5 separate regions of the Homo sapiens genome follow, and regions 2, 3, 4 and 5 are each linked to region 1. Evidence: chromatin loops called from intact Hi-C (ENCODE). Cell type or tissue: GM12878. All regions are shown on one strand. Region 1 holds the start of TAB3 (TGF-beta activated kinase 1 (MAP3K7) binding protein 3). Region 2 holds the start of TASL (TLR adaptor interacting with endolysosomal SLC15A4). Region 3 has its middle 18 kb from the start of GK. Region 4 has its middle 18 kb from the start of GK-AS1. Region 5 holds the start of GK (glycerol kinase).

Evidence for each region. Peaks named below come from ENCODE experiments on the same cell type or tissue, not always from the same donor. Only the 100,000 strongest peaks of a DNase experiment are listed, where the experiment ranks them.
Region 2: it touches region 1 in a loop (3-fold over the local background); 8 of 110 quality-filtered maps call a loop at or near these places.
Region 3: it touches region 1 in a loop (4-fold over the local background); 2 of 110 quality-filtered maps call a loop at or near these places.
Region 4: a loop joins it to region 1, with 4 times the contacts of the local background. A loop is called at or near these places in 9 of 110 quality-filtered maps.
Region 5: a loop joins it to region 1, with 4 times the contacts of the local background. A loop is called at or near these places in 19 of 110 quality-filtered maps.

Annotation. Positions count from the first base shown.
Region 1 is chrX:30,886,590-30,891,589 of GRCh38, reverse strand. It overlaps TAB3 (TGF-beta activated kinase 1 (MAP3K7) binding protein 3), which reads left to right and starts at 2,336. Exons shown (of 11, transcript NM_152787.5): 1 at 2,336-2,476. RefSeq lists an enhancer at 1,961-2,130 and a silencer at 2,291-2,680. In GM12878, no CTCF peak of the experiment used is centred here; a DNase peak (open chromatin) is centred at 2,089; H3K4me3 peaks cover 2,644 bases; H3K27ac peaks cover 2,017 bases.
Region 2 is chrX:30,574,888-30,579,887 of GRCh38, reverse strand. It overlaps TASL (TLR adaptor interacting with endolysosomal SLC15A4), which reads left to right and starts at 2,122. Exons shown (of 3, transcript NM_025159.3): 1 at 2,122-2,250; 2 at 3,022-3,136. RefSeq lists an enhancer at 1,891-2,100. In GM12878, no CTCF peak of the experiment used is centred here; a DNase peak (open chromatin) is centred at 2,107; H3K4me3 peaks cover 3,275 bases; H3K27ac peaks cover 4,275 bases.
Region 3 is chrX:30,632,910-30,637,909 of GRCh38, reverse strand. No RefSeq gene overlaps it. Among named protein-coding and RNA genes, the nearest start is that of GK, 18 kb to the left of the region's middle. In GM12878, a CTCF peak has its summit at 2,072; no DNase peak of the experiment used is centred here.
Region 4 is chrX:30,733,924-30,738,923 of GRCh38, reverse strand. No RefSeq gene overlaps it. Among named protein-coding and RNA genes, the nearest start is that of GK-AS1, 18 kb to the right of the region's middle. In GM12878, a CTCF peak has its summit at 2,958 (motif pointing left); a DNase peak (open chromatin) is centred at 2,913.
Region 5 is chrX:30,650,374-30,655,373 of GRCh38, reverse strand. It overlaps GK (glycerol kinase), which reads right to left and starts at 1,951. Exons shown (of 21, transcript NM_001205019.2): 1 at 1,759-1,951. The coding sequence starts at 1,836. RefSeq lists a silencer at 1,862-2,281. In GM12878, no CTCF peak of the experiment used is centred here; DNase peaks (open chromatin) are centred at 2,163 and 2,603; H3K4me3 peaks cover 1,805 bases; H3K27ac peaks cover 1,841 bases.

The DNA.
Region 1 (5,000 bases):
AGAATAAGACCACATTTCACAGTCTCCCTTGCAGGTAGATGCAATAACGTGATTAAGTTCTGGCCAGTGGGTTGTGAACATAAGTTGATGGTAACAACTTCTGGGTCATGCCCTTAAAGGAAATGGGTAGGCTTTCACACCCTTGATGACTGAAATGTGATGTCGTGCTGAGCCATTCTGGACCATGTAGACTAGGACGACAGTCTAGGAATGGTGGAGCAAGAAGACATAGGGAGACTAAACCGTGGCTCACTTTGTGGAACAGAGCTGCCGTATTAGTCCACTTTTGCCACGTAATAAGGAAAAGTCTCAGTGCCATGCTACAATAAGCATTTATTTCTCACTCATGGGTTTGTGAGTTGGCTGGGGCTGCTCTGCTTGGTCCGAAACCTGAACTTGAAGCAGGTTTTCTACAAATGTTTCAGCACGATGGGCCCCAGTATGTGGGGTGTGTGATAGGAGTGAATGACCCCCTTTCTGACCACATCCAGCTTCCAAAATGAGTGGCTCTTGACACTGGAGCTGCTCTACTTCAGGATGTGGGTCAAGTTCAGCTCCAGTCCAGGTGTCACATTCTCATCCCCAGGCTAGAGGGAGATTGGAAGCTCCCAGAGGGACAGGAGAACTTCCTTCCCATAGCAGCAGTTGGATCCTTTGCAGTTTCCCCACACTTGCAGAGACAACGTCTTGAGCCCCACTCAAAGACACGAGCACCAGCAGATGCTGCTCCTTTCTCAGAGGTCTGAGTTTTACCTCCACAAGGCAATTCCTCTAAACGTCTAAATTGTAATAATCCCAACCTCTTCCCTTCCTCCTCCTAGCTCTAGGCATAGTAGCTGCTTCCTGCAGTTGCTACCTCTGCGATACATTAAGAGTTCTCTCTGACCTTATCAGTTGCCTAATAATCAATTCTTGATATTAAATTCTCTTGGTTGAAATAATTGGGGTGGTTTGTTTCCTGCTATCGCCCTGAGTGATTCACTGGACTAAATCCTATGCCTGTCAGACACCGCTCAAGAATTTTCTCTTTGGCTGGGCGCGGTGGCTCACCACCTGTAATCCCAGCACTTTGGGAGGCCGAGGCGGGCAGATCACCTGAGGTCAGGAGTTCAAGACCAGCCTGGTCAACAGGAGAAACCCTGTCTCTACCAAAACTAATCAGCCGGGCATGGTGGCACACACCTGTAGTCGCAGCTACTCGGGAGGCTGAGGCACGAGAATCACTTGAACCTGGGAGGCTGAGGTTGGAGTGAGCCGAGATCACACCACTGCACTCCAGCCTAGGCAACAGAGTGAGACTCGGTCTCAAAAAAAAAAAAAGGAATTTCCTCTTTGATGTATTTTATATCCTCCCCCCATATCTGTCACTCCTCTCTGTACTCATTTCTATCATAGAACTTACTGTGCTAAAGTGTCGTCATTGTTTTTTCTCATTCATCTCCATCCCAGACCAATAGCTCCCTGAGATCACAGCATTTCCTCAGTAGCTGGCACATAGGAAACTGAACAACACACGTTTGAATGAATGAGCAAGAAAAAATAAAATAGGAAAAAGAATTATTAGTATCAGATGGCTCATGTAGCACTAAAAATGAAAGAGAAAGTTAGATGGTGATGTGGGAAACAGGAGGACTGTGGCTGCCAACTGTGAGGCCATCTGCAAGCACACAGCAAGAAGCTCTTGATTAATAATGTGAACCCATAACAGGATGAAGAAGGTGCAGCTGAGGCTTTGCACAGAATACTCGGTGACAAAACCCATAAGGACAAGCAAAGGGTTAGAAGACTCCCGGGGACGCAAAAAGTGTGTTGGCCATTCGGGCTCCTGAGGGATGACCAAGCCTTAAGGGACGCCTCTCACTTGGTGCCTGGTCCTGCCAAGCCCTTTACTGGGTTTCTTGACTGGGTTTCATTACCCCGCCCCGCGCCACTAGTGGAAACAGGTAAAACCTGGAGAACTAGGTCCTACTTTAGGGGCCGTTCCGGGCATGCGTCATTACCCGCGCACGCAGGCGCAGTAACTTCTTCGGTAACTGGTACTGCCCATTTCCGATATGGGAAGCGTTTGCTCAGGCTTCCCTAACTTATCACCTTTCCTTTGGGCCCCCGCCCTCCTGTTCCTGTGGGGGAAGCCTCGCGAGATCGCCCTGGGCAGTACCCGGCGGCGCCATCTTTGTGCCTGGCGAGCGACGGCGCCCGACGGAAGCCCTGAAGCCAGAGCTTGCTTGCCAAGCTCTCGCTCAGACCGGATCTAGGAAATACGAGGCGGGCCTCGGTGGGAGGGACGCACTGAGGGAGGAGGGAGGAAAGGGGGCGGCGGCGGCGGCGGCGGCTCACACCGGATCCCGGCCCTGCACGGCGCGTACCCTGGGGGTTCGGGCGGGGAAGCGGCGCCGGCCCGGACCCCCCGCGGGAGTAGGCGACGGGCGTGAGGGCGAGGCGGCGGCGGCGGCGGCCAGAGAGCAGCAGCCGCCTGGTGAGTGTCCGCGGGGAGGCCCGGCACCTGCCCGAGCAGGGACGTCGGGGGCGCCCCCGGGATCGTCCCAGTGACCCTGTGCCTGAGACGGTGGGCGTGTGCGCAACTGCGGCGTCCCGGGGACTCACCCCGGCCCGGGACTGCGGCTGACAGCGGGAACTGCGGGGCTGCCGGAGGTTTGCGCAGGGCCTGGCGCGTCCGCGCCCGCCCCAGACGCCCCGAGAGGCCGAGGGGAGAGGGAGTGGCTGGGGTGGGGTGTCGACTTGATTGGCCTTGGTCCCCCAAACGGAGGGGACGATGCCCTTCCTCGCCGGACCCTAGGCATTGCGGAGAGTGAGCCTCTGTGGACCGGCTTTAAGCCCCCAGGAAGGTGTTTGAGGATGAGGACTAGCAGCACCAGCGTGGGGGCCGTTGAGGGTGTTGAGAGATGTGAAGGTTAGTAGCAGTATAGTAAGAATTGTTGGAGAGGAGGTTTCCAGATGACTGTTGGTAGGTGTTGAGTAAGGAGAAAACACTGCTTTCCTTTAAAGATCGCACAAGCAGTCCTCTGAGGTCCAACAACAGATTAGAGTTATTCCCAGTTGGAGTTCTGTAGTTTACTACCGTGTGCCAGCTCATAAAGTGCGTAAAAGCAGGATTTGAAGGGTGAGGGACAGGTGAGGCATAAAGTAAGCTGCATAAAAAGATCCAAAGTTTGTTAATGTGTTAAAGTGTAAATCCTTCTGTTTCTACTGAAATGTAACTTATTTAAATTATTTAAGAAAACTTGCCACCTTTGGTCCAGACCGGGCTTGTCAGTTCGATGTGTTTCTTCAGTGACGTTTGTCAATCAGGCAGTCATTTTGGCATACAGTATATTTACTTCTGGTTTCTAAAAGAACAAGAATGAATGAGAAAAGGGAACAGTTTGGCAAACTGAGCTTTCTTTGCGCACTTTTTCATTTTGAAAGGATAAGAGAATTTACTTTTTTCTTTGCTTTAGTAATGATTTGCAGTAGTATACAAGAACACGTGGAAGAAGAAAGGGTTTTTTGAGATGAGAGTTTAATTTTGCACAGTGTTAAATTATAAAGGGCCTCATCACCCATGGTAAGTTTTGTGATGGTGTGTTTTATGAACACCGGAAGAATACAGGCACATACATATACATGCTTTTTAGTCAGTGTGTGATATGAATCTTTACAACCGTAGGGACAGCCCCCGCCCCCACTTGCTTACAACTGGCTTAATCAAGGGAAAGACTTCAGTGAAGGTAAATATTAAATATGTGATTTTCATCTTCACATCTGAAAGAACATAATCTGCATTCAGTCACCCTGAATTTTCATCCATATGTTTATTTGATGGAGTCTTCCCCTCAGTTATAGATACCACATTGTGTACAGTTTGTTGGAGCAAACAGAGCTAACGTCGATTATATTCAGGCACTGGAGATCCTCACAGCTACCCTATGCTAAAGATAATGTTATGCCGATTGCACAGAACAATACTAACCTCCAATATTCTTTGGCGACTTCGCTGAGGAGATTATATAGCTGGTAAATTGCAGAGCTAGAACTCAAACTCATGTAGGTCTGATTCTAGAGTGTGTGTTCTTTCACCATACTCTGCGTAAGTTTTTGTGCTGACTGATACAAATTTTATGAAAATGGAAATTTGTGTTACAAAGAAACCTTTCAGTTCTGTTGGTAATCTTGAAAGCTTTCAGTGTCCTTGGCTCCAGATAATCTCAAGGTTTTTTTTTCTTTTCAGATGCGTCCATTTTCTAGCCAGAGGTAACATTTGAGCTAGAAGTCTGCTGATCTGTAAAGAGATTCCTGATAGCTGGTAGTGACCTATCTGAAATTCAGATATTTTCAGTTACTTTGCCTCTTGTGTCAGCATGCCCAAGATACTTCAAAGAACAAATATTTTGTTTATTCTAGTCCTGAATAGTATTTCAAATTACATTATTACATGGCAACTATCTATAGGGGTTTGAATTTGCTTTATCAGCTTGGAGGTACACATACACATCCCTGCCTTCTCCAGCAAGTGGAGTACTTGACAGCTGACCCTGTTTTTCTTCTCTTTAATAATTTGATACAAAGGTTTTGGACCCTATTCATGATTTGCAGAAAAGACGGCAGCTCTTCTGGGATCCACCATAATCTGCTATGGGGCAAGGGAATGAAAGACCTTAACAGGTTCCCAGGCAGTATCTGAGGTGTTGATGAAACAGCAGGAACATCTTGCCAGTGGTCACTTTTATCTCCCACTGGTCTTTGCTGTTGCATTTCTTATGTGCTGCAGAGCCTGCTCAAGAGAAGGGCTCCACATCTGAATAGAGTTGAAGTGGAACAGCCACAGAAATCAGAAAAAAAGAGAAAAAGATACTAAATGTCTGGTAGTCATCCTCCACCAAGTCACTTAGTCAGGTTTAGCTGCCTAGTTAATTATCTCTGGCTGAAAGTTCTAGAAAAGTTTTGAAATTTGGGGTTTGCTGCTTCATCTTTTAAGAAGTACATTGTTTGGGGGCCTTCAG
Region 2 (5,000 bases), 310 kb after region 1:
ACATTGAAGAGATATCTGCACTCCTATGTTTGTGGCAGCACTGTTCACCATAGCTAAGATTTGGAAGCAACTTCAGTGTCCATCAACAGATAAATGGATAAAGAAAATGTGATACATATACACAATAGAGTACTATTCGGCCACAAAAAAGAATAAGATCCTGTCATTTGCAACGACATGGATGGAACCAGAGGTCATTATGTTAAGTGAAATAAGCCAGAAACAGAAAGTCAAACATCACATGTTCTCACTTATTTGTGATATCTAAAAATCAAAACAATTGAACTCATGCACATAGAGAGTAGAAGCATGGTTACCAGAGGCTGGGAAGGGTAGTGGAGGGCTGGTGGGGCAGGTAGGGATGGTTAATGGGTGCAAAAACTAGTTAGAAAGAATGAATAAGACAAAGTATTTAATAGCACAACAGGGATACTGTAGTGAATAATAACTTAATTTTACATTTTAGTATAACTAAAATAGTATAATTAGATTTTTTGTAACACAAAAGATAAATGTTTGAGGGGATGGATACCCCATTTTTCATGATGTAATTATTATGCATCATATGCATGTATCGAAACATCTTATGTACCCCATAAATATATACACCTACTGTATACCTACAAAAATTAAAATACAAAATTTTAAAAAGAAATATTCTATTACATAAGCATGTATATACATATATTCCTTAAAAATACAAACTGGAAAATGAGTTCTTGCTAAACAATATATGTTAGAGATCTTTTTTTTTCTTTTTTTTTTTTTTTGAGATGGAGTCTCGCTCTGTCACCCTGGCTGGAGTGCAGTGGCACAATCTCAGCTCACTGTGACCTCCACCTCTCGGGTTCAAGGGATTCTCATGCCTCAGCCTCCGAGTAGCTGGGATTACAGGTGCCCACCACCACGCGTGGCTAAGTTTTGTATTTTTAGTAGAGACAAGGTTTCACCATGTTGGCCAGGCTGGTCTCAAACTTCTGACCTCAAGTGATCCACCTGCCTCGGCCTCCCAAAGTGCTAGGATTACAGGCGTGAGCCACCGCACACAACCTACATAGGATTTTAAGTATGCATACGTTCTCATTTACTTGGCCAATATCTTATTTATGGATATAATTTTTTCTAGTCATTTATTTTCTCAAGCAATGCTGCAACAAATATCTTTTCACATAAGTCTTTGTGTACAAGTGTAAACATATAGCTTGGACAAATTTATAAAAAATACAATTGTTGGGTCAAAGGGTATGAATATTTGTATTTGAGAGATACTGGGAAATTGCCCTCTAAATATGTTTACAATCTCATCAGTAGTGTTTGAGAGTGCTTGTTTCTTCACAACTTTGCCCACACCATGTATTATTGTTTTGACCTTCGGTATTTGGAGAGGGAAAACTTTTTTCTTTTTTTTTTCTTTTGAGACGGAGTCTCGCCCTGTCGCCCAGGCTGGAGTGCAGTGGCGCGATCTCGGCTCACTGCAAGCTCCACTTCCCGGGTTCACGCCATTCTCCTGCCTCAGCCTCCCGAGTAGCTGGGACCACAGGCGCCCGCCACCGCGCCCGGCTAATTTTTTGTATTTTTAGGAGAGACGAGGTTTCGCCGTGTTTGCCAGGATGGTCTCGATTTCCTGACCTCCTGATCCACCTGCCTCGGCCTCCCAAAGTGCTGGGATTACAGGCGTGAGCCACTGCGCCCGGCCGAGAAAATTTTTTTCATTTACATTTTTAAAAATTATAAGTACCATTGAGAAATAATACTTCTTAAAAATTATAGATTAGTAACGAAACAGAATTTCCTAAAGTCATATGTGACTTTGGCTTTCTTTTGGGTGAAGGATCCCAGATAATGTACTTTTCTAGAAAGGAAATTTAATTCTGTTGCTAGGGTTCTTACAAAATGTGTAACCATAAACTATTTTAATAAGAGACAGTTTCGTAGATAGGTTTCATTTTTCGAAAAAGGGGAAGAAACACCATTCTGTGGCTTGATGTGGCTTTGTCAGTTACTGCCTCCCCACCTCCCGGGACTTCCCACTGCCTCTTTAGCACAAATCGGACTTGAACAAAAACAACTCTTTTTCCATGGGACCAATTATAAAAAGAATGGCTTTGCACTGAGCAGCTCAGTCTACTGGTCTCATCAGTGAAAGGCTTGTGAAAATTTCTGGAAAGAGCATTGGCTGGCTTGTTCATCTCTCTGTTTGGTCAGTTGCTGTGTTTCTGCCGGATCAGATGAGCAGATTGGTTAGTGAAGGTAAGAAAAAGAAAGCAAAGGACCCTAGAACTCCGCTATTATTTTTTGTCATCTGTCTTCTCACGCTTTCTTAGCCCTTTATCACGAGAGCGCTGATCCATTCTTATGACATCTAAAATGCTTTTCTAGCTTACCATATCAGAGACAAGTGGGAGTTTAAACAAGCATTCAGTGGAGTTGAAAAATAAAGAGAAATTAAGCCCAATACTTCCTTTCCTTACCTCCTCGTGTCCACATTCTAAGCATTTCTAAAACACTTATATTTTTACCTACAATTTTTGACTGATCTGAGCAAATATTTATTGTGTTATTTTTGCAGTCCTCTTTCACTAATTGCCACACTGGTTTAGCTTCTGCATTTTTAAAAGAAGGCCTAAAAACCTAAGCAGGGTTTTGCAGGGACAACACAGCTCTTGAATTCAGTTACGGTGATGCAGTTTTAGAGACGAAAACAATCACAGTCCTTTCCAATTGGATTTGACTCTCAATTATTCAGTTCAGCAAGCTTGTGATAGTGTTTTTCTGTGTGGCAGGATGTATTCAAAATGAATGCGATCTATAGTGAGGATGCTTTTCGACTTTCATCTGGGTGATTTGGGGAAAGCTTCCCTTTTGGTATTAAAGATAGCGCATGTACGAGTGGAGTTTTGTTTGAATTATCTTTAGACTCGCTCAAACATTCTTTGTCTTGCGCATATGAATCTGTGCTTAAATATAGACCTGGTTTGGACAGAATATTTATATTGATATTTTATAACATTTCTTGCATAGGTCAGTGTGAGAAGAAGATTGTTTCTGAGCTTGAGAAGCTTCTGGAGGATTGAAGAGTATTTGAAGTCTGTGTCAAACATCCATATCATAAGTGGAATTTTGGAGATATTCAAAGGTAGTACACTAATTCTATTATCTCAGAGCAAAATGATGTTTGAAGTATTTATATCAAGTCACTGAGACATTTCTCATCTCATATGTAGTGATTATTTTAGATATATAAGATATTGTCCCTCTAGGCTCTTAATAAACATTATACAATGTAAATATGCCTTCATTAACTAAATATGGTTTTTTCCCCCTCCCAATTTTTATTTAGAAATGTTTCAAATCTATATAAAAATTGAAAGAATAGTACAACGAACACCCATATTTTCATCATGTGTATTAATCAGTGGTATCTTTTTGCCACATTTACTTTCTCTCTCGCTTTGTCTTTCTCTGTCTCTGCCTGTCCTTTTCTCTCTCTCTATATGTGTATATATATATTCACACACACGCATGCACATATGCACAGTTTTTTCCCTGAATGGTTTGAAAGTATGTTGCTGACTTTAGGACACATGTCACCCCTAAATTCTTGAGCATGTATCTCCTAAAAATAAAGGCAGTCTTCTATAACACATTACAACACCACGGAAACATAACATCAACACAATACTATTATCTAAGATGTGATACACATTCAAATTTTCCTAATTATCCACATGTCCTTTAGAATCTTTTTATGTTTTAAATCCAGGATCCAATCAAGAATCTTGCATTGCATTTGTAGTTGACATGCCTACAATTAAGTAAATGTTAATGAAATTGGCATAATTAACATGATTAACAATGATTAACAATTATAACACCAAAGAAATTTATATCAGTACAATACTATTATGATAGGTTTCTTATTTTTTTAGTCCTCTCATTTTGCATCAAAATACATTGAAAGTGATTCAAAAAATGATCCAAAAGGTTTAATTTTTCAATTTATATCAAGAAGGAGTATAAAGAAAAATCCAAACTATGATAAAATATATTTACTAATATTTCTGCACCAAAGTTTACATTTTCTGAACTAAGAAAATTCACACATCAGATCGTCCTTGGAAGTAGCCATTAACTTTGGTCATAAGAATCTAAGCAGAACCAAACAAAAAATTATTTATTTACTTGGTAATATTAATATGAAGAAGAGAGGGCTTTTGATTTATGATTGTATTATCTTAGCCATAAAGTTATACTTTCAGAAATTAATTTGTTAAGAATCACTTCATATTTGATACAAGAATAGATAATCCCAAATTATATGATTTGTAACAGAAATTGAAATATTAATGAGCAATATTTTAGAGCATTCATCAATAAATTCAATACAAGCTGAAATAATAGGGATATAATCTAAGGTATGTGATTAAGTGATTATTTCCAGCTCTAAGGAACAGGTATTTTTAAAGATAAGAGTAAGGAAACTGCAGATGCTATTTTATACAGGGAGGTCCTTCCTAAAGAAGCTTTTTGTTTAGGTAAAGGTCTAGCATCATTCACTGAAAAAAAACTGGAACATGTAATACAGATTTGGTTACATTATCATAATTAAATCATGAACAAAACAATATTCAAGTTTTTCAGTGATCACTTTTCAGCAATTTACCTGCAAGTCCCCCACACCAAGAAAGTCTTAAAAAGTTTACAATGGAATTATGGGATTTAGAATTTATATTATAGGGTAATATAATATAGAGGTAAAGAGATGAAATACAGGATTTTGAGTTTTGCAGGCATTAAAAAATAACACATGACCTACATATGATTTTAACAAGACTCTCTAATTTGAGACAAACATAAATTAGCTCATTTGATTGGAAAATTAAAAAAAAATAATGTGCTAAGGAATGTCAATGAAAACAATCTCAAACATTGCTGGTGAGAGAATAAATTGATCCAAGCTACTTGAAAGGAAATTTGGCAATAGCTTTGATCTGGTAATT
Region 3 (5,000 bases), 250 kb after region 1:
CCCCTAACTTCCTTCTGTATTAGATATCTATTGGACATCCTGTATTTTATCTAAACCTATTAAGATGCATGTTCTGGCTCTTTTTTGTTTTTTGCTTTTGGAGACAGGCTCTCACTCTGTCACCCAGACTGGAGTGCAATGGCATGATCGCGGCTCAATGCAGACCTCCTAGGCTCAAGCAATCCTTCCACTTTAGCCCCTTGTGTAGCTGGGCCTACAGGCATGAGCCACCAGATCCAGCTAATTTTTGTATTTTTGTAGAGACGGGGGTCTTACTATGTTGCCCAGGCTGGTCACGAACTCCTGGGCTCAAGCAATCCTTCCACCTAGGCCTCTCGAAGTGCTAAGATTACAGGCACGAGCCACCATGCCAGGCTAGTTTCTGCTCTTGAAGACTCCAGTTGCTCTAGAGGGAGATGTAGACAGGTAAATAGGAATTGTAACATGTGGTAAAGACCAAACAGAAGGAAGCATAAGTGCTATGGGAATCACGAAGGAGGAAACTCTAACCAGTCTTTTAGAGTCAGAATCCTAAAGGTAAAGGACAGAAGTCATTCCAGCACAACCAGCAGCACATGCAAGGGCCCTGGAGTTACTTACAAACTGCTGTAAGGAGCAATACATTAAATATTATGCTTAAATCTCGATAAATGAATAATCTAAATGTATAAATTATATAAATACTTTCCTGTTTATGTCTTTCAGCAACCTTCAATTAACCATCATTGACCCCAATTTATAAATGAGGAAACCAAGGCTCAAAGTTTAAATGATTAAGTTGGAGTAAATCAAAATCAGGGTGGCAGAGTAAAGATGACAACATAGGTTTTCTAATGCCAAAGCAGTGCCCTTTTCTCTACATTCTGCCTCTCAGATCTGGTTCCCCCTAATAGGAGAGAACTGGGCAAAAGGTCAAGCAGAGGCTGCAGGAGAAAAGTTAGGAGCCAGAGGAAAAATGATATGACCTTTACAGTTTTTACCCAAAGGCAAACTCTACTTAATAAAGTATGCAGAATCCAATGTTTAGTAGTTAGATCAGAGTGCCTCGATACCTTCCTATGAACTCTTCTCTGCTTTCAATGGTCGACACTGTCATTCACATAGGTAATCAAGGTGGGGAGGTTCAGGATGACGTCTAACCTACTTAAAGAACTAATGTGGATGCAGTGATGGTAACCAACAAAAATGTCATAACATAGCAAGTAAATACAAAGAACTGGAGTTGCACAAATCACCTGATTGAAATTCTAACCTCAGTACCATTGCCACCCCAATGACATGCCTTTTTTTTTTTTTTTTTTTTTGAGACGGAGTCTCGCTCAGTTGCCCAGGCTGGAGTGCAGTGGCGCGATCTCGGCTCACTGCAAGCTCCGCCTCCAGGGTTCAGGCCATTCTCCTGCCTCAGCCTCCTGAGTAGCTGGGACTACAGGCGCCCGCCACCACGCCCGGCTAATTTTTTGCATTTTTAGTAGAGACAGGGTTTCACCATGTTAGCCGGGATGGTCTCGATCTCCTGACCTCGTGATCCACGCCTCAGCCTCCCAAAGTGCTGGGATTACAGGAGTGAGCCACCGCGCCCAGCCTATTTTTTTTTAAAAGGCATGTCGGCCAGGCACCGTGGCTCACGCCTGTAATCCCAGCACTTTGGGAGGCCCAGACACGCGGACAACCTGAGGTCAGGAGTTAGAGACCAGCCTGGCCAACATGGTGAAACCCCATCTCTACTAAAAATGCAAAACAAATGAGCCAGGCATTATGGCGCGTGCCTGTAATCCCAGCTACTCGGGAGGCTGAGGCAGGAGAATCGCTTGAACCCAGAAGACGGAGGTTGCAGTGAGCCGAGATCGTGCCATTGCACTCCAGCCTGGGCATCACCTTGAGACTGTATCTGGAAAAAAAAAAAAAAAAAAAAAAGAATAGTACCACACTCTAATACAAAACAAAGTTTCATTTCATTTATACTTAAAAAAATATACACATACCACACAAAATATTTAAGAACGGTAATAAGGGTTTTGTAAAATGTAACAAATAATAAGGTTGTAACGCCAGTAATCCTGATCTCTGTAGAGACCAGCACTGCCACCCTCAGTAAGAGGTGGAAATTGCAATTATCAAGTAAGAATATTATATTTTTAAATTAAATGAAAATAGCTCCCGTAATTAGCAGCCTTGATAGACTAATTGTGTTGGAAGAACCCTTAGAGATAACTCCTCATTTTCTACATTAAAAAATAGACTAGGCTGGGTGCGGAGGCTCATGCCTATAATCCCAGCACTTTGGGAGGCCAAGGCGGGCGGATCACGAGGTCAGGAGATCGAGACCATCCTGGCTAACACGGTGAAACCCGGTCTCTACTAAAAATACAAAAAATTAGCCGGGTGTGGTGGCAGGCGCCTGTAGTCCCAGCTACTCAGGAGGCTGAGGCAGGAGAATGGCGTGAACCCGGGAGGCAGAGCTTGCAGTGAGCCGAGATGGTGCCACCGCACACTCCAGCCTGAGCGACAGAGCGAGACTCCGTCTCAAAAAAAAAAAAAAAAATAGACTAAGTAGCTGGTGGTGCGCATCTGTAGTTCCAGCTACTTGGGAGACTGAGTCTGGAGGATCACTAGGAATTCAAGGCCAGCTTGGGTAACATAGTGAGACCCCCGTCTGTATTAAAAAAAGGAAAAAAAAAGACTAAGAGAAATTTGGCGACTTTTCTCAGTAACGTTTTTTGGGGATTTCCATATACCTGATGTCGTTTTATCTTTGAAACCTTGCAAAGTAGACATGACAGGTGGTATTCTGGTTTTGCACATAAGAAAACTAAAGCTCAGGCCTGGCGTGGTGGCTCACGCCTGTAATCCCAGCACTTTGGGAGGCCAAGGTGGGTGGATCACCTGAGGTCAGGAGTTCGAGACCAGCCTGGCCAACATAGTGGAACCCCATCCCTACTAAAAATACAAAATTAGCTGAGTGTGGCGCATGCCTGTAATCCTAGCTACTTGGAAGGCTAAGGCAGGAGAATCACTTGAACCCGGGAGGTAGAGGTTGCAGTGAGCCAAGATCACACCACTGCACTCCAGCCTGGGCAACAAGAGTGAAACTCCGTCTCAAAAAAAAGAAAAAAGAAAAATAAAGCTCAGAAAGTTTAAGCCTTGTTCATTAGCACAAGAGTAATAAATAACCTATGCCAGGATTTTGGGCTTTCTCCTGTATCATGTGACTATGAACTTTTATTGATCTGAAGGAACTGATAGTAAGAAAATATAATAACAAAGAAAAAACTTGACATTTCAATGTTTTCTTTTTTTAAAAAATTTTGTTTTATTTTAAGTTCCATAATGTGAGTGCAGGATGTGCAGGTTTGTTACATAGGTAAACATGTGCCAAGGTGGTTTCTGTACCTATCAACCCATCACCTAGATATTAAGCCTAGCATGAATTAGCTATTTTTTCCTGATGCTTTCCCTCCCCATACACACCCCCCAGCCCCGATAGGCACCAGTGTGTGTTGCTCCCCTCCCTGTGTCCATGTGTTCTCATTGTTCAACTCCCACTTATGAGTGAGAACATGCGGTATTTGGTTTTCTATTCCTGCGTTAGTTTGCTGAGGATAACGGCTTCCAGCTCCATCCATGTCCCTGCAAAGGACGTGATCTTGTTCCTTTTCATGGCTGCATAGTATTCCATGGTGTATATGTACCACATTTTCTTTACCCAGTCTATTTATTGATAGGCACTTGGGTTGATTCCATGTCTTTGCTATTGTGAATAGGGCTGCAGTGAAATACGCATGCATGTATCTTTATAATAGAATAATTTATATTCCTTTGGATATGTACCCAGCAATGGGATTGCTGGGTCAAATGGTATTTCTAGTTCTAGGTCTTTGAGGAATCACCACACTGTCTTCCACAGTCTTTTAAACTGTTGGTGGGAATTTACACAGTCCCACCAACAGTTTAAAAGTGTTTCTATTTCTCCACAGCCTCGCCAGCATCTGTTGTTTCTTTACTTTTTAACAATCACCAATATGTGGCCAACAAACATATGAAAAAAAGCTCAACATCACTGATTATTCGAGAACTGCAAATCAATGTTTTCTTGTGCAACCCATTAAAGAAAGTGGAAAGGGTTCTAGGTTAGGGACTTGAGACTCATTTCCAGCAGTCATTGGCTGAGTGACCTTGGGCTAACTTTTTACATGTTTTTATCTCTGAAGTCACATGCCTGGAGCTTAACTTTTCTCACAGGGTGGTCTCAAATGAGACAGTGGTTGGGAAGGTGCTGTGTAAAAAATAAAATGTTAGGTCATGATATGGTCAAAGCAAATTCTGGACCCATTATGCTTTGGAAATGTAGGAGATAATAAAAACATTAGGCCGGGCATGGTGGCTCATGCCTGTGATCCCAATACTTTCGGAGGCTGAGGCGGGTGGATCACTTGAGCTCAGGAGTTTGAGACCAGCCCGGGCAACATGGTGAAACCTCATCTCTACCAAAAATACAAAAAATTAGCCAGGCATGGTGGCATACACCTGTGGTCCCAGCTACTCAGGAGGCTGAGGTGGGAGGATCTCTTGAGCTGGGGAAGCGGAGGTTGCAGTAAGCTGAGATTGCACCACTGCACTGCAGCCTGGGTGACAGAGCAAGACCATGTCTCAATAATAATAATAAAATGAAAACATTACCTATTTAGGTACTAATCTAATGAGAGACATCTATGACTTGTAAAGAAGGATTCGGCAACTGTAAGAGCAGAAATAACTCTAAACACAAGAAGTAACACACGTGTTCTTCTTTGGGAAGACAATATGATAAAGAGATATTTCACAAGTTAATTTATAGATTCAATACATTACCAATTAAATTCTCAAGTACTTCACAGCACTTGAGTATCTGTAGTAAACTTTCTAAGAAAAATTATAATTCCAAGCTATATCTTTAGAAAAAAAGATAGTGTAAGATTTACTCTGCCAAGGCCGGGCGTGGTGGCTCACGCCTGTAATCCCAG
Region 4 (5,000 bases), 150 kb after region 1:
TGCATCTATCCTGGGTGACAGAGTGAGACCCTGTCTCAAAAAAAAAAAAAGCAGCGGAAGTGACATTGCGGGACTTTCCAAGCCAAGGCCTCACGAGGCCTTACAACTTCCACTCTTGCCCTCTTGGAATCCAGCCACCATGGGAAGATGTCTGAGCTATCCTGCTGGATAATCAATGTGGAAAACTGAGGGGTTCTGGCTGATAGCCCCAGCTGACTCCCAGATGTATGAGTGAGGTCAACCAAGGCCATCCAGCCTCCAACCAATGTGCCATTTGACTTGGATTACTTGTCCAGGAATAATCTAAGCAAGACCAACAGAACTGCCCTCAGTAGAACAGATCAAATCGATGCTCTACAGAATAGTGACCAATAAAATGGTTGTTGTTTCAAGCCACTAAGTTGTGAGGTGGTCTCTTACATAGCAATAGATAACTGATACACCCAGCTCACTATTTATTAAAAACCACAAATACCGGCTGGGTGTGGTGGCTCACGCCTGTAATCCCAGCAGTTTGGGAGGCTGAGGCGGGCAGATCACGAGGTCAGGAAATTGATACCATCCTGGCTAACACGGTGAAACCCTGTCTCTACTAAAAATACAAAAAAAGTAGCCAGGCATGGTGGCGGGTGCCTGTAGTCCCAGCTACTCGGGAGGCTGAGGCAGGAGAATGGCATGAACCCGGGAGGCGGAGCTTGCAGTGAGCCGAGATTGCACCACTGCACTCCAGCCTGGGCAGCAGAGCGAGACTCCGTCTCAAAAAAAAAAAAAAAAAAAACCCCACAAATACCTTAAACTGAAATTTTAATGCCTAAAACATTACTATAATTCTTGTTATTTGTTATTTTGAGGAGAAGATATTTATGAAAAATGTGTTAACAATGTAAATATATTTTGCTGTAGTCATCAAATATTTGATGGCAGAATTGTATTTTTTTTCCTTTTGACTTCAGAAAAATCTTTAAGCATACACAGTTAAAATGGCCAAGTCCACTTGGGTATACCAAAGTCAACTGATTACTGAAGCAGGGTAAAAAAACTGAATTTTCCTTTCTCCAATCCCTTCACCCAAGGGGCTACAATTAGCTCTGCTAAAGCAACATTTAGAAACAAAATTCATTATTTCTTAACCTAGAAACCTGAGAGGAGAAGAAGGAATAGCATAACCCTAAGGCCATTCACTTTATTTCAAGTTAACATCCTACTGAAACATTTTGGATAAAACCCTTTTTGATGATTTTCTATAAGAGAGTTAGCTCCAAAAATAGTTTTGTGAGCAAGACAATTTATTTGCCTACTTTCCTTGCCTGTACTTTCATTGTTGTGTAATTATAGCATCTATAAATCTACAACTAAATTTTTCACTAATAGTACAATGCAAAGCAAAATGCCTTTACTTCTTTTAGATTTGGATTACTCAGTTCCAAAATAGTTTGTTTTTTTAGAGTAACATATTAAATTTTTTAAAATTTCTTATTTTAAATAAAACAATTCCATTTGAAATAAACCTTATCCAAAAGATGCCCACGGGATTATGGTGTTAAAATTGTTGGTTTAGGCCGGGGATGGTGGATCACGCCTGTAATCCCAACACTTTGGTAGGCCAAGGTGGGTGGGTCTCTTGAGCCCAGGAGTTTGAGACCAGCTTGGGAAACATGGCAAAACCCTGTCTCTACAAAAAATACAAAAATTAGCTGGGTGCAGGTGCAAGTATGAGTCCCAGGTACTCGTACTCGGGAGCTAGGAGGATCACCTGAGCCCAGGAAGGTAGAGGCTGCAGTGAGCCATGATCACGCCACTGCTCTCCAGCCTGGGTGACAGAATAAGACCCTGTCAAAAAAAAAAAAAAAAATTACTGGCTTATAGATTATATGATTAAATAAATTTAATCCTGTATGTAGCTTATTATTGTTGATAGGAATCTATTGTGGGTTTTTTTAGAAGTATATACTTTGTGTCTTAAAACTGTATGTGGAATGTCGGCTAGGACCACCGGCATGTACCACCATGCCTGGCCAATTTTTCTTTTTAAAATTATTTTTGTGTAGAGATGAGGTCTCACTGTGTTGTCCAGGCTGGTCTCAAACTCCTGGCCTCAAGTGATCCTCCCACCTTGGCCTCCAAAGTGCTGAGTTTACAAGTGTGAGCCACTGTGCCTGGCAGTTTTATTATACTTGGATGCTATGGCACTTACAACGTATGATCAAAATGCTGATGGATTGTAGTAATAAAGAATACTTTCTTAATAACTTTGTAAATCTCAACATGTAAAAAGCTAATGACAATGATAATAGAGTTAAAGATTTGCCTGGTATTGACATGATAATGATGCTATCAACATAAGGGACAATTTAACACGATTTTGTCTTGATTTGGTCATGTTTATAGATTGTTATATAAAAAGATTTTTTTTCTGTATACCTTTCTAGAATCATTCGGTGAAAGGCAAAAGCAAAAAAATAAGAGTAAAAAAAATTTGGTTCATATTGAGAAAATAATGGAGGAAGAATTTTGCCTTGGAATTGGTTGATTCTAGTATGTCATTCCAAGACTCAAGTATAAACAGAAGTTTTTTTTTTAAAAAAACGCTTTTTTAATAGAATAGGCTATAACTAAGAATATATTTATGATTGAATAAATTTAGCAGAGTATATGTGTAATTAGCAGAGATATTTGAAGTATTAAGTGTTAAATTATAGAGAAATGTCTATAAACCTGACTTTTATGATGAGCTAAAAGTCTAAGGAAAATCAAAGATGCAAGAGCGTAAACAGATTGTTGGATTCAGTTAAGCCTCTGGTTTTTACGATCTTATCATGAAAGCATTCTGTACATCTCCCACAGTCACTACAATGCTTTCACTTTACTATGATTACCAAAAACCAGTACAGTAGCAACTTCTGCTGATAGGAAGAAATGTCTAAGACAGAGAAGCCCGACTGTGGAAAGTAGCGTCACCTAGCGGCCGAATTTGTTTCTTACAGGAGACCAGCTTTTCAAAAGATAACTGGGTCACTAGAGCCTATTCTATTTACATGGCCTTTAGCAAGCTGATAAAAGAGTTTAGGCTGAGTGTGGTGGCTCACACCTGTAGTCCCAGCATTTTGGGAGGCCGAGGTGGGAGGATCTCTTGAGCCCAGGAGTACAAGGCCAGCCTTGGCAATATCGTGAGCCCTCCCCGATCTCCACAAAATTTTTTTTAAAAATTAGCTGGGTGTGGTGGCACGTGCCTGTGGTCCCAGCTACTGAGGAGGCTAATCCTGGAGGATGGCTTGAGTCTGGGAGGTCGAGACTGCAGTGAACCGTGATTGTGCCACTACACTCTAGGCTGGGCAACAGAGCAACACCCCATCTCAAGAAAATAAATAAAACTTAAAATAGTTTAGACTACAAGTGATGGAGTTGGAAAACAAGGGAATTTTTTTTTTCCCTAAGCTTCTGATTCTCTGGTTGAAAAATAGGGGAATCTTGTATGGTACAATTCCTTAATAAATGTTGATTGGATATCTGAGACATTTCAGCAGAAATGGTTCAGCATCTCTCCACATTAAAATCACTTAAAATTGGCATTATGGTGTCTAAAATACAACCTAATAATAATAATAATAAAAAAACACAACCATTGAAGTCCTGTCCACTATGATCTAAATGTAAGACACCTATGTTAACACTTGTAGCTTCACCAGTTCTTCGAGCTGGGCACAGAAATCCTTGGCTTGAGCTACATAGGTGCTTGGCTCAAGCCAAGAATCTGGGGCTGGATAATGGTGTGAATATTTTCTTTCCTTAGTTTTGAAGGGCAATCTTCTTTTGGGAAGGCTCAGGTGGCTAGCAGGGAGTGCAATTCAATTAGCCAAACACAGTTGTTGGAGCTAATTAGGAGTCAATAATAAACAGCTGCAGGCTTCAGCATATACAAAGCCCTGTGTACGACAGGCACGGCCCTGCCCACGCCTGCCATCCATGGGTGTCTCTCTCTGAGAGGGAGAGAAGGGGAACATGGTGTCTCTGATGAACACCTGTATATATGGGAGACCTGACAAAAAATCTCCTTCCAATAATTTTTATTATTCCAGTCTTAATCCATAGAAGATAATAGCTCTGGTTTTGTTTATTCTAAATGAGCCTGCTTAATAGAAAACATTAAGAATCTCTCTTATACTCATTTCTGATTATCCTGAACAAAAATATGTACTCTGGCCGGACACAGTAGCTCATACCTGTAATCCCAGCATTTTGGGAGGCTGGGGCGGATGGATCACGAAGTCAGGAGGTCGAGACAAGCCTGGCCAAGATAGTGAAACCCCGTCTCTACTAAAACTACAAAAATACCAGGCATGGCTGCGTGCACCTGTAGTCCCAGCTACTCCGGAGGCTGAGGCAGGAGAATCGTTTGAACCCGGGAGGTGGAGTGCAGTGAGCTGAGATCGCGACACTGCACTCCAGCCTGGGCGACAGAGTGAGACTACGTCTCAAAAGGAAAAAAAATGTACTGTCTCTCTGTGTGTGTGTGTCTGTGTTGGGGGTGAGTGTATATCCTTGCAGGATACACATCTATTTAACATATAGAGTTAGAGAATTAACTGAACCTGTGGGATGGAGACATAGAAAACATTGAAAAGTCACGGAAGAATCCTAATAACTTAGTTTTATTCATTAGTTATGTCTCTTCCTTTAAAATCGATTAGATAATGCAACTAACTAGCAGTAACGTCTCCCTGAGTGTGGGCAAGGAGAATTAAAGTATCAAACCATAATGGGGGAAAAACCCAGCATAGGTGAAATTAGAGAATTGTTCCATTTTAGAGTCAAGTTTTCCTTCAATAGCAGGTTTTAATCACCTCATCACCCTACCGTTTTAACCACGTTTTTGTGGTATTTTAAACACATATTATAAAGGAAACAAATGTCATTCCATTTTATTATTTAGTACTTTCTTTGGACTGTAATGAATTAGAACCCGGAATACAATAAAACAGGTCTTCTGCGTAACTTAAAAT
Region 5 (5,000 bases), 240 kb after region 1:
TTGTGTGGGCAATTCTTGAATATGGCTTTAAACATCAACCCACAGTTAGTTGGCACATGTCTTAATGGTCTTTCTTAAGTTGGGAAGATGATGATCGTGTATATTATGTATTAATCAAATCCAGTTAAGCAAACTTTCTTATGATTCAGGATTACTCTATAAACATTTCTATGAATATAAGACAAAGTGAAACCTGCCCTGGGTGATCAAAAGATAAACAGTGCAAGAGACAGTGGAACTATGCTTGGCAGCTCAAACCAGGGTAAGTCATTAAATAAGATTCAAACCAAAATTAGACTGAAAGCTTCTCACTTTAGACAAAAAAAGATATGTCAGGATCAAAGCACAAATGCAGTTTTTAGTCAAGTGCCAGCTCTGACAGAACTTTGAAAAAATATATACATTGTATGTATAATGCCTATGTATAAATATACACATATGTGTATATATGTACAGATATATACATACTAAATAACACAGGAAAACATGATTTGCGGTAAAGTGAAGAGCTAAATAATCATTAAATATTTACATCAACTTGCCAAGTTAGTCAAATATCCATTGAAAGCATGGGCTTTTATCAGCAGGCATTCATTTCAATTACTTTTATTTATTTTTTATTTATTTTTATTTTTTTGAGACAGAGTCTCGCTCTGTTGGCTAGGCTGGATTGCCCAGGCTGGAGTGCAGTGGTGTGATCTCTGCTCACTGCAACCTCCGCCTCCCGGGTCCAAGTGATTCTCCTGCCTCAGCCTCCCGGGTAAGTAGGATTACAGGCGCCCGCCACCACGCCCAGCTAATTTTTGTTATGCCAGGTTGGCCAGGCTGGTCTCGAACTCCTGACCTTAGGTAATCCACCCGCCTCAGCCTCCCAAACTGTTGGGATTACACGTGTAAGCCACCGCGCCCGGCCTCAATTACTTTTAAATTATCTTACTGAACTCTGTGCTAGGTCACTTTAAGAGCAAGTTTACTAATTGCACAAAAATTAATCAGCAGTCACTTAAATAGCAATCTTTTGTGGTAAAACTGTGCTGTCACACATGGTAAATAAAAAGAGAAACAGAATTTCCGTGTCGCATTATGCTGTGAAGCACAGTAAGGACAATCATTTGTTTGTAATGGGCAAAGTCTCAGAACTGAAATTTGCGAGTCTTCGGAATTAAATAAAGATTATGGCAAAACCAGTGTAGTGTGACTGTTTCCTAATTTGTTCTGCCACCCTCCCCAGTATTCAACCCTCTGCAATTTTTATGGGAGAGGATGACAACGCATCATCACTCCAATACTTTATTCGTTCTACTGCTGGAAAGGACGCTGTGTTAGCTACCACAGCCGTGACACAGCTTTCCCCCCATCCAAGGACGTCCTGTGTCTCGCAGGCCAAATGTTCCTGGGGAAGACCGCGGTAGCCGTCAATGTGGCCACCTGTCCCCTACTGCAAGCGGGCCGCTCTGCGCGGATGCTCGGAGAGTCCCTGCTCCCTTTGGGGGAAGAGTCACCCCATTAGTAGGTGACCCAGCTCCGCCACCAAAACTGCGACTGTTCAACTCGGCCATGGGGGTCATGAGAGGCCGAGGTCCCCCAGGCCTGGCTGGGGCATCCCCAGTGTGGCAGGTCCCGTTCCGGCCTCCCTCCTTGCCCAGCGGCCGGGGCACCGGGCCGGAGAGATGCGGGATGGGGACACAACAGCCACCCCCTCCGTCCCCCGACTCCCGCCCCGGCTCAGCGCCTCTTCACATGTCACCCCGGGCTCACCAAAAAGCGCGTCGAACTGGTGCCCTGGTCCACCGCCCCCACCAATGGCCCCAAAACTGCCTTCTTTGAGGCTGCCATGAAACCAGCTTCAGGTCGGCCGGCGATTGCGGCCGGTTTCCTGGGTGACGGCGGCGGGAGGGGGAGGGGCAGGTGACGAGTCCAGAGATCGAGGCCGCGCGCGTCCGCTGAACGCTCGGACCGCGCTCGAGGCGGCCCCTTTACCCGCGCGCAGCCTTCTCACCCCGCCCCTCCGGCCCAGGCCCCGCCCCCCACCGCGTACCCCCAAGGCTCCAGGGGCGTGTCAGGGGGGGTGGGGGTGGGCGCTGTCACCTGGGCTGGCCAATCAGCAAACGCAAAAGAGCCGAACGCTCGGACAGGCAGAGGGCGATGAGACGTCACGGGGGCGGGGCCTGGGCGCGGTGGAGGCGGCGGCCCGCGCAGTAGGTCACGTGGGGGCCCGGCGAGCGGACAGCAGAGCCATCCAGCTGCATGGCATGGGGCGGAGACGAGTACTGCCCTTTGGCAGGCAGCGCTCCTGGCCGGCGAAAAGAGCGCACTTCCACTAGTGTCCTGGGGCTCGCCTCCATAGGGGTCTCAAAGTGTGTAGAACTGCTTGTTCCCTCCAGTGGGCTGTGCAGAGTCGTGCAGCGACGTGAGTCGCTGTGTGGACCTACCCGGCCCGGCCTTCCCGCGTTTCCCACGCCCCGCCCACCTCCCTGCATCTGGCCCCTGGTAATCGTAATCATTCCTTTGGCTGGGATTGACCCCATATAGGGTCACCTCAAGGAGCAACGCGAATCCTTCACCGTTGCAAGCTTTTCAGGGACAAGAAACGCGGAAGTTCTTTCGGTTTAGCATTTAAGGAAAGCACCCAAAATCAACCTCCCCAAGTTCCTCTATCGACCATTCAGGCAGAAGGCGCCCGGCACCACTCCGTCCTGACGCGCCCTTGCTCCTCGTTTGGCCTCACTCTGCGGTCCCCTCCCCCACACGCCATTTCCTCTCCCTCCATTAACTGCTTTGGATGGCAGGGGACAGAAAAGGGACTCTCCCTTGACCTTGAATTTACCTTGCCCGGATCCTTCTGGATCCTGTGTTCTAAGGGCTTTCAAACTTGGAACCAAGACCCACACTGTGAAACAGTTTACAAAACAAACCCAGGCTCCAGTGTGTGTGGGCGGGGAGCACATTTGTAGTTACAATTGTTACACATGTAAATACATGTTATATACATCTAATATACATTTATGTATGTATAGAAAAACTTTCCAAAACAATATTTGTCCTTCCACAGTATGCATTCTGTATTTTTATTCTATGGCATATCATTTTTTTTTAATGCTGATTGAAAATCACTAAATTGCTTTTGTAACCCACCATGCTCTCTATCAATTTTAAAAGCACTCCGCTATACCCACTGTCATTTCTTTCCATCCCTTTCCCAAATCTCTGTGTTCTGGAACATCATTTCTTTTCCTTTTTTTTTTTTTTCCTTTCTTACCTTGCTCTACACCACGTCACTTGTCCATCTCTGTTTGTATAGTTTTACCACACATGATCTGAAAGCAAATTTTCCTAAACACCGTCTAGACCTCACATTCTAATGTTCCAGATGAAGCCTGCTTATGGACATACTAGATTTAATAACTATCGATAAACTGGCTTGCTTTAATATAAGAGTGAAGATGAGTCAGTATCTCTGAATTTCCTGGAAGAGGAAAAGAGGGAGACAGGCATATAAGCAAGGAACCAGGCCAACTTGCCTCTAAAAACAGTGAAAGGCATTAGTTGAGTGAATGATATAGAAAAGGATTTTCTTGGTTCTAGAAGGCAGTAAAAACAAAGCCACCAAACCTACCACATCGATCCATTAAAAAAAAAAAATCCCTGACCACGTTTGAACTTTCACATACTTTTGACTCTCAGATTCCAACAGGACAGCAAATTATTTGTTTGGCAGCACAATGGGATCAGAATTCAGACATTTCAGAATAAGTTGGGCTAGATGTACATGGGGGATTCTTAAATTTGTTGATCCTATGGTTCCTACAACAATGTGTATTCCACATCCTCATTCCTTTCACCAAAACAAAACTGAAAAGCCAAAATATTGGCCTTTCAGGCGTCACATCTCAGCACCCTGTTAGAGATGAGGTAAAGATAAGGGGAAAGGTGTTAGATGGAAGAGTTGAGCTCAGCCTATCTTAAATATTTACTGTGAACTTTTTTTTTTTTTTTTTTTTTTTTTTTGAGTTGGAGTCTTGCTCTTTCGCCCAGGCTGGAGTGCAGTGGTGCAATCTTGGCTCACTGCAACCTCCACCTGCCTGGTTCAAGCAATTCCCCTGCGTCAGCCTCCCAAGTAGCTGGGACTACAGGCCCGCGCCACCATGCCCGGCTAATTTGTTGTATTTTTAGTAGAGATGGGGTTTCACCATGCTGGGCAGGCTGGTCTCGAACTCCTGACCTCGTGATCCGCCCGCCTTGGACTCTCAAAGTGCTGGGATTACAGGCGTGAGCCACTGCGACCGGCCTACTGTGAATTCTTATAAGTCCACTTTGTCTTATTTTTTTAGAATTACAGTCAGCCTTCCATATGTGAGGGTCTCTTATCCAAGGATTCAGCCAACCGCAGATCAAAAATATTTGAAAAAATGTCAATACAACAATAACAAACAATACAAATAAAAACAATACCATGTAACAACTATTTTCATAGCATTTACATTGTATTAGGTGTTATAGTTAATCTAAAGATGATTTAAATTTACTGGAGGATGTGCATAGGTTACATGCAAATACTATGCCATTTTATATAAGGCATTTGAGCATTCTCGGATTTTTGTATCCTCGGGGTAGGGAGGGTGAGTGTGTGTGGTGAGGGCGGCGGGGGTGGGGTCGTCCTGGAATTAATCCCCAGAGGGACAAATCCCCTTTTGCTTGACTTTTCTCACTCCCTCAAGCCCCAGCTATTGTCCAAAACCTTTATATAATTGTAAAAATCAACCAATAGACACTCTGATTCCATTTTTCTTACTATAATTGAGACAGAGTTGGAAGTATTAATAACAATGGGGCCTCTGAGGCCAAGAGCGCATAAGTGACATACATCTTAAGACTAGCCAGCCTCCTGTGGTAGAATCAGAACCAGAATTTCAGTCTCCTGACATCAAACCTAGTGCCCTTTTACCAGAGTCTGAGGGAAGGGAAGCTGAAGGAAGTTAGGTAGGAAACCAAACAAAAAG